Regions from separate parts of the Homo sapiens genome. Here region 2 is linked to region 1. A link is a contact called in ENCODE Hi-C data. All regions are on one chromosome and are shown on one strand. The core of a region is the stretch at or near the end of the contact, and the rest is flanking DNA. Distances in the headings are between cores, read along the strand shown. Region 1 overlaps PRKCE (protein kinase C epsilon). Region 2 overlaps PRKCE (protein kinase C epsilon).

Region 1 (3,943 bases), core at 175-2,674:
TTTAGTAGAGACGGGGTTTCACCATGTTGGTCAGGCTGGTCTCAAACTCCTGACCTCGTGATCTGCCTGCCTCGGCCTCCCAAAGTGCTGAGATTACAGACGTGAGCCACCGGGCCCAGCCAGGGCATGTATTTTTACAGTAAACTCTGGGAAGCCAAGATGGAAAATAAAGCCCTTACTGGCTTAAACCAGGCTGAGGGAGATGGTCTCTTGAGTAAACACCATGCCTCGCTTTCTGTTTAAGCGTATCTTTTCTTTTCAAGCCTGCTCCTTCTGTGTAAGTGTATTTTTCAAAGTGTGACTCCACATCCTTTCAGAAAGTCCTTCGTATCCCATCAAGGGAGTAAGGTGATGGGTGAGAAGCTACTCTAAATAAATTAAGGGTAGTATCTGTTTTGGCTTCAAAGGGCAAAGGATCAAGGTTAGGGCAAGTAGAAATTTCTCCCTCTTGATTTTAAGTGAAATTTTTTATTTTTATTTTTATAAGACCCTAATTGCCTGCTTCATACCTAGAAGGCCAGAAACATTCCTGGATGTTGGACTAGCAAGCCAGAGAACAATCTAAGCAATGCCATTTCACTGGCCCCTTCTTCACCAGAACCCTTCCCCCAATAGTCCCATGCCCAAACACACGCACTCTTCACAGTATCCTCTTGTGCATGCTGCTTGCTTTGAGGGTGGTGCAAGTGCTATTGGGTGTCATTTTATATTACAGTTGTAATGCCCACGTGCCGCTGGAATCTTTGTATCTTAGTCACAGACTTCTAGAGTGTCTGAGCTGGAAGGAACCTTCATTCTCAGCCCCTTGTTTTACAGATGGGGAACTGAAAGCCCCCAGGTTGCCTGACTGTAAGTTGAGGTCTGTCTTCACCAGTTCATGGTTTGTTTTCAGTATCTGAGCAATAACAGCTGCTAATTATTGAGGCCCTGTGCTGAGTGCTTTTCATGCATCATGTCACTTATTTTTCATAACAACTGTATGAGGAAGGTATGACCATCATCTCTCCTTTAAGGTTAGAGAGGTTGAGTAATGTGTTTAGAGTTGGGTGTTGGAGCTGGGTGTTAGCAAAGATTTGAACTCAGTATACGGTGGCACTGGGGCACTGGCTCCTAACTGGTAGGCTGTGCTGCACTGTGTTTGCCAAGTGAGGCTGCCTCTATTCCCACTTCTTCCCTCACTTCCCATCGTCTTTCTTTTTCACTGCCCCACCAGGGATCTTGCTCTCAACTTGCCAAGGTAGGATTCCGACCATGGCTACCATGATGACTTGGAAGCCTGGACTCCAAAGGAAGGAGTTCCAAAGCCTTGATCAATGGAACAGAGGCATTGTCCTTGGGACCCGAAGGAGCTGATACCACGTCACTTATACCAGGATCCTTGCTGGTTAATTCACATAGGGCGGTGGAGGACACAGTGCAGTCTCTGTTTGCACTGGCTTATGGGAGACTGAGCAAGATAGAGTAGAGAGAAAGTAGATGAAAGGTGCCATGAAAGCCATCCTCAGCTCAAGCCTGTGTCTTCTTAGCAGGGGTCATTGCATCCTCTTTATTATCAAAGGGTGTGATCCTAATACGCTTATGAGACAGCCAGTGTAGATGTGATATCAAGCCAGCTCGGCCCTCCCTGGAGCCTCCATCATATGCATCTATGTGTCCCCCTTCATTACTTTCCGATTCCTTTTCCCCCTCCTACAGCAATAGCCTGAAGGATATTTTTAGGCCCCAGTGAGGCTGTGATCACTGACCCTTGGCTTCTGAAAATTTTTACACCGTTTTGAAGGGATGTGCATACTCAGGAATACAGCTATTTTTGAATCTGTACTAGAGATTCTAGGCTGTATCCTCCATGGGGGCTTATTTTTTAAGTTTGAGCAGAAAATATTCCAAGGGACATTGGTAGTGTAATGGATGATGAGCCTGTATGCTGATGCTGATTAGGCCAGAGTGGGTCCAGACTGCTCTGGCCATCCTTGACCGGAGGAAGAACTAGTACGTCCACCTTGCCTCAAGGGGAGCAGATCTGTCAATGGCTCAAAGCCTGGAGTGCAGTTCCTACTAGCTCCACCTGGAGTCTTAAAAGAGGAACAGATCAGCATGGAGGAGATCTTTGGGTCCTGGGCATTTTGCATTTTTTAAGGGTATAGAGTCATACTTTTATAGTTCAACAACATTGACAAGAATGGATGTTTTGAGTCCGTTGGTTAACCTTGGATTTGAAAAGAGGAAGAAAAACAGAAACCACACATTAGCAGGGCAGCACTGAGGTTACAGTCATGTTACCATAGACGCCAGGCTTGAAGAGCCGTTTGGGGACAACAGAGCACAACACTGGAAAAATAAATTTTTTAGAGACAGGGTTCCGCTCTGTCACCCAGACTTGAGTGCAGTGGTGCTCACTGTAACCTCAAGTTTTTGGGCTCAAACAACCCTCCCATCTCAGCCTCCTGGGTAGCTAGGATTACAGGTGTGGGCCACCATACCCAGCTAATTTTTTATTTTTTATTTTTGTAGAGATGGAGTCTTGCTGTGTTGCCCAGGCTGGTCTCAAACTCCTGGCCTCAAGTGATCCTCCTACCTTGGCCTCCCAAAGCTCTGGGATTACAACTGTGAGCCACCAGTTGTAATTTTTTTTTTTTTTTTTTTCCCGAGACAGAGTCTCACCCTGTTGCCCAGGCTCGAGTACAGTGGCACAATCTCGGCTCACTGCGACTTCTGCCTCCTGGGTTCAGGCAATTCTTGTGCCTCAGCCACCTTAGTAGGTGGGATTACAGGTGTGCACCACCACACCTGGCTAATTTTTGTATTTTTAGTACAGACAGGGTTTCACCCCATTGGCCAGGCTGGTCTCAAACTCCTGGCCTTAAGCTATCTACCCGCCTCAGCCTCCCAAAGTGCTAGGATTACAGGTGTGAGCTACCATGCCTGGCAAGCACAACATTTTTAATTTTCAAGAGCTACCAGTTTCTTTTCTGTCTCTGAAGAGACACTTCTCCCAAGGAAATTTCCATTAAAAAATTAATTTTGTGTGTCTGCCCGACAGATCATGGGAGACAGAGTGCTGTTATTTGTAAAACATTTTTAAAAATACATTTTTACCTTTATGGAGCAATGATATTCCTGGATTTATCTAAAAGGAAAATCTGACTGGTGTGGAAGAACAAGTGGAAGCTGTTAATGAAAATTTTGAAGTGAAGGAAATAGGAATGTGGGAATAGTGGGAGCCTGGGTGTTCTCTAACCAGGGAGAACTCTCAGGCAGAAAGTGGCTACTGTGGACAGTTTAGAGACTGGTGAGTTTAGGGCCTGTTGATTTCTGTTATTAGTTAGCATTGGCCTTTGTGTTTAGAGAGGAAGATGGTTATTACAGCTAGTGTCAGGAGAGCAAGGGGTGTCTTAATGGAGTTATGCACAGTTTTTGCCTATGACAACTCAGCCTCTTGGGCTCAGAGCATTCACTTAGACAGAGCAGCTCCATTCCTTGTGGTTTTCTGGTCAGTATTTTAGGACCATCAGTTCTGTGGCTCATGCAGGTGTGATGTATAAATGTCTGGCCTGGGAGAGATGCCAAAAAAGAAGTGGGGAGATGGAGTAAAAATCATTTGTCTGGAGGTTTTTCATTTACTGAGTCTCTTCAGGAAACTGGGAGAAGTTGAGTTTCCTTCCTTAATTCTCAAGTTCATTTTAGACATGAGAGAAAGAGACTCAGAGACATTAAGTGTCTTGGATTTTGTAGTTACTAATGGGGAAACCTAAGCCTGAAAACCAAGAATTTTCTGAATTCCTGGAATTTTTTTTTTTTTTTTTTTTTTTTGAGGCAGGGTCTCACTCTGTTGCCCAGGAAGAAGTGCAGTGGTGCAAACATTGCTCCCTGCAGACTTGACCTCCTAGGCTCAAGTGATGCTCCTACCTCAGCCTCCCAAGTAGCTGGGACCATGGGTGTGTGC
Region 2 (4,360 bases), core at 1,134-3,633, 180 kb after region 1:
GATGTGTGAAAAGCTGTGCTGGGGAAAAGTCAGAAATGAGGAACTGGCTGGAGTGGGCAGGAGAGGCCAGGAGGGTCAGGGAAGTTCTTGGAGCTGGAACTTGGGTAAGGTCTTCAAGAAAGACTGTGACTACACTGGTCTGGGAGCTTGGCTAGGAAGACTTCTGAAGAACCCAGCCCCCAGACCTAAAGTAGGGGCTAGAAAGAAACAGTAACTCAAGGGTTAGTTATGTTTCAAAAATATTTACATTTCTGATATCCAAAGTGTTCTCTGTAGGGTTAATAGCTATTAGAAGGGAACTGGAGTTCAGTGGGCTCTGTGGCCAAATAAGTTTGGATAGTGCTTGAGTGAGCACTGGGAGTTTCTGGACTGCAAGACTACTCAGGCCTTTGTATGCTGATGTACAGTGACTTTCCCAGATGGGCATATATAGCATACAACTTCCTGCTTATTTGATTGTGGAATTATGTATTTTCCCCCCAGGAGGATCCTACGTGAATATAGTTTAGTTCCAAATAATATAATTGAGTTGAGGAAATGCTAGTCTAAATGATTTCACTTCAGTATGTGTTTTAGTGTGAATCACTATCAATAGTCATGTTTTCAGTGGTCTCAGTGCCCGAGGGAGTTGATTGGAAGGAAGTCAGAGGGACTTCATTAAATAAGTCAGTGAATGAGGAGTCCTCCAAGGGATCCCTGCCTGGCAAGAAATACCCTCAGGCCATCTTGGTTCAGAAGTTATTCCTCCATACATTAACAGGCACATAACACAGGCTTTAAAAAATACTAATTTTGTGAATATTATGGCTACTCCATAGACAGAGCATCCCCTTTTCTTCACTTGAGATACAGGGAAGGATTTTGTGTCAATGGTATGGCGTCACCATCCCCATGGGACAGGGTTGCAGCAGCTGGGGCTGTGAGGGAAGATGAGGCCGAAAGACCCAGCAAGATTAGGGTTGCAGGTAAGATACAGGACACCGTTAAATTTGAACTTCAGATCAACTCTGTATAATATTTTGGTATAACTATGTTCCAAATATTGCATGTCACATAGTTATAAAGAATTATTTTTTCTGGAATTGAAACTTAAACAGTCATCTTGTATTTTTATCTCCTGTCTGGTAACCCCATGTAAGATGTTCAGGGAAGCCTAGACACACAGACCAGAAAGTGATGTAGAATGTACAAGGCAAGGCAGTGAGGAATGATTCCAAGTTTTAGAGAGCCCAGGTCTTCCTTCTTGGAAATGGGTTAATACATCCTCAAACCCTCTTCCCACCTCATCACTTTCATCATATCCCCCTCAGTTTGGGAGCATTTGTATATGAGAGCTTGTAGCCTGGCAGTTTTTTTTTGTTTGTTTGTTTGTTTGTTTGTTTGTTTTTTTTGGCAGGGTCTCACTCTGTTGCCCAGGCTGGAGTGCAGTGGCATGATCCCTGCTCACTGCAACCTCCCATTGCTGAGTTCAAGCGATTCTCGTGCCTCACCCTTTGGAGTAGCTGGGATTACAGGCACGCACTACCACACCCAGGTAATTTTTGTATTTTTAGTAGAGACAGGGTTTTGCTATGTTGGCCAGGCTGGTCTCGAACTCTTGATCTCAAGTGATCTGCCCTCCTCGGCCTCCCAATATGCTGGGATTAAATCAAGTGCAAGATCCAAAATGTTACTAAAAAAGCTTTTCAGCTTTTTAGATTCTCTTAAAAATGCAAACAAACAGACAAAACAGTTTCTTAGAAAGAAGCCGGTTGCGTGCGAACCGAGAAGTCTTGAAACCAAAAGAACTCCAAGTTCCCTGCCTGTGCTGAACACTATGGGGGTGGCACGTGCCCATCCAGGGCAAATCACAGGGGGAGAAGATGAGGTTTCTTAACAGTACCACCTCTCACTTTTGGTATTTGTAATGGAGAACACAGACTTATATCACATGTGAAAATGAAACAATGGTTTAAAAAGTCATGTCTCTGTGCTGGCTCTGGATGAGATGAGCCTTTTGAGAAGGCAGAGGCGTGCTCGGTGGGTTGGGCTCTGGGCATTTCTTCCCCTGCCAAGAAGCGAAATGTCTTAGCTCCATGTGCGTTGATGATTACTAACTGGCCAGGGCTTACTGTAAGTGGGCTGTGCTCGGGGATCTCACCAGGAAGAAAAAGAATCAAACTAATCCCTTTCTGGAAACCGTCTCCCCCGGTTGCCTGGGCCACCTGTCCCAGATGCGCTCCTCTTTCCCAAGACTCTTGCTGTCTCCCCGCTGCCCCAGAAGCCTGCCTTTTCTCCAGCCCTGCATGGGACATTCTCCTGATGGCAGGGACCCATGAGAGGGGGGCTGGGTGAGCCTATGTGCTGTGAATGTGTTGGTGAGCCCTGGGGGAGGAGTCAGGGGAACCTGGGGAGCTGGGGGTCCACGTGTGAGGTCCCGGGCGTGGACCATGGAGAGCTGGTAGCCTTTGTTGACCATTGTACAGACAGCGACAGGGGCTCCACATCACTTCAGCAGGCACGGTGACACACAGGACTCACTGGATGCTACGGTGTTAATCACACCACTGGTGCTTGCTGTATCCTATGGCAACAGCAGCTCCTTGTTAATTCAGAGTAATGCTGGGGCAGGCCGTAGTCCAGGCCATCTCACACTGGCTAGGGCAAACCCTGGCTCAAGAGCATCCTTGACTTATGGCCAAGCCTCAGGAACCTCTTGGCTGGCTCTCCAACATAGCCCACGCTAACCCAGTTTTGGAATCTGGTAGTGGGAAAACAGGGAAGCTCCAAAAAAAAAGTAACTCAGAGGTCAAGGTGAACCCTGAATGAGTCCATTAGATTCCACAATCAATATCCAGCTTCTAAACATTATACATATTGATGAGCTGATTGCTAGGAGACTAGTGCTGAGAGAGCTGAAATCTATTTTGCTGAGGCCAAATTGGCTGTTGATGGGCCATAGTAGACTATGGCTTTAATAATCAGGTAAAAAACACCCTGCCATCTGGTAAAACACAGCTTAAGCACATTGGAGCCCTGTGAGCTTTCCTAAAAGCTGGGCAAAGCAGGGCTTTCACCGGGCTCTGTGTATCCTGGCCCTGCAAGTCCTTTCTAAGGGGCTGAGGGCTGGCCGGGGCCCTAGCTGGGGAACCTCTGATGCTGGGAGGGTGGATGCCAGGTGGTGGAACACTGCAACTGTGATCTACAAAGATAGGATGTTTACTGAAGGGTAAATGGAGACCGGCCCATGCTCTTTATAGTCCCTGAACACACGTGTTGACCTGAACTGCTTACTCAACTCTGTACTCAGTTACAAATTGGGTGAGATGTGGCTCCCACAGTGGGAATAATTTCCTTGAAGGTCTTTACTCCAAGAGGTTCCCTGGGAGGAAGGATGTGCTTGTGCGGGGTATGGTGTCTGCCCACATGAAGGGCCGGGGTGGGCAGGCTATCTTCAGCGGTGATGCGCTTTCAACCCTCCTCCCCTACCCACATGACCCGGGTATGGAGCGTGGGTTGGTATCATGATAGCATGCTGGAATCTAACATGAATTATCCTAACTTGGTAGACCCAGATGCAGCGGCTTTCCTGCTCCCCGCAACTCTGCCTGACACATTGCTGGAGCTAGGGAGGGAAAGCCGCTAGCTGATTGCTAAGACCTAGGTGAAGAATCTCAACCACCTGGCCTACTGGGCATCTTCTGGTCATTTGGATCACCGCTGGTGTGCTGGTGCTGAGTCCAGGAGGCTGCACTGCTCACAGGGCATAGGCAGCTCTGCTTGGGGCAAGACATTGCCAAGGTGCAGAGAACAGGTTTCTGGAGGCAGGAAGTCAAAGGCAATTGGGTTAATTAAACCCCTGTGGATCTTCAGCTGCAGAATTGCTGTGAGGTACTCTGAAGACTTAAAGTTGTACATTTACTAAAGCAAAAACGGAACACCCACAGTTAAACCAAGACAAGTCCTTTCTACCTGTGGTGCTATGCATGGCTCTAATTCAAGGGCAGGGAAGAGGGGGACGGGTTTCCAGTGTCTCCCCAAACACCTTTCCTCTGGTTTTGAGCATGGGCCTGTCTGATGGGATTCCAGGGCCGTCCTTTGATCTTACCTCTGCTGGGTTAGGTTGGGGGAAGCTATCTCTGCCTTGACAGGGTGATGCTCCCCTCTACTCATGTGCTCTGTGTGGGAGGCAGCAGGAACCAAGGTCTTGATCTGTTGCTGCTGGCCCACCCTCCATCAGGCGGCAGCTCTGGGCATCAATGTGCCGGCAGCTTCTGAGGTGCCTGCTGTATGTGCCTACCCTGCAGAGGCCTGGGGCCAGCACTGATGGGAACTTCTGTTTGATACTCAGAACATCTTCAGAGATGGGTCACACCCTGCG

Evidence for each region. Hi-C counts contacts between places; a loop is a spot of excess contacts on that map. Pooled maps may share reads with other maps.
Region 2: a pooled map shows a loop between it and region 1 (4-fold over the local background). The contact joins two enhancer-like sites. A Hi-C loop is called at or near these places in 11 of 37 single-sample maps with no recorded cell type and 5 of 50 pooled maps.

What each region holds. Positions count from the first base shown.
Region 1 is chr2:45,727,832-45,731,774 of GRCh38, forward strand. The region is part of intron 1 of PRKCE (protein kinase C epsilon); the gene reads left to right. Among named protein-coding and RNA genes, the nearest start is that of PRKCE-AS1, 54 kb to the left of the region's middle. RefSeq lists enhancers at 1,906-1,985, 2,366-2,505. Within about 2 kb of position 1,425, at least 5 of the 41 ENCODE cell types and tissues checked have a DNase peak (open chromatin) inside an H3K27ac peak, as active enhancers do.
Region 2 is chr2:45,902,533-45,906,892 of GRCh38, forward strand. All of the region lies in intron 2 of PRKCE (protein kinase C epsilon), which reads left to right. Among named protein-coding and RNA genes, the nearest start is that of PRKCE-AS1, 230 kb to the left of the region's middle. RefSeq lists an enhancer at 2,062-2,131. Within about 2 kb of position 2,384, at least 3 of the 41 ENCODE cell types and tissues checked have a DNase peak (open chromatin) inside an H3K27ac peak, as active enhancers do.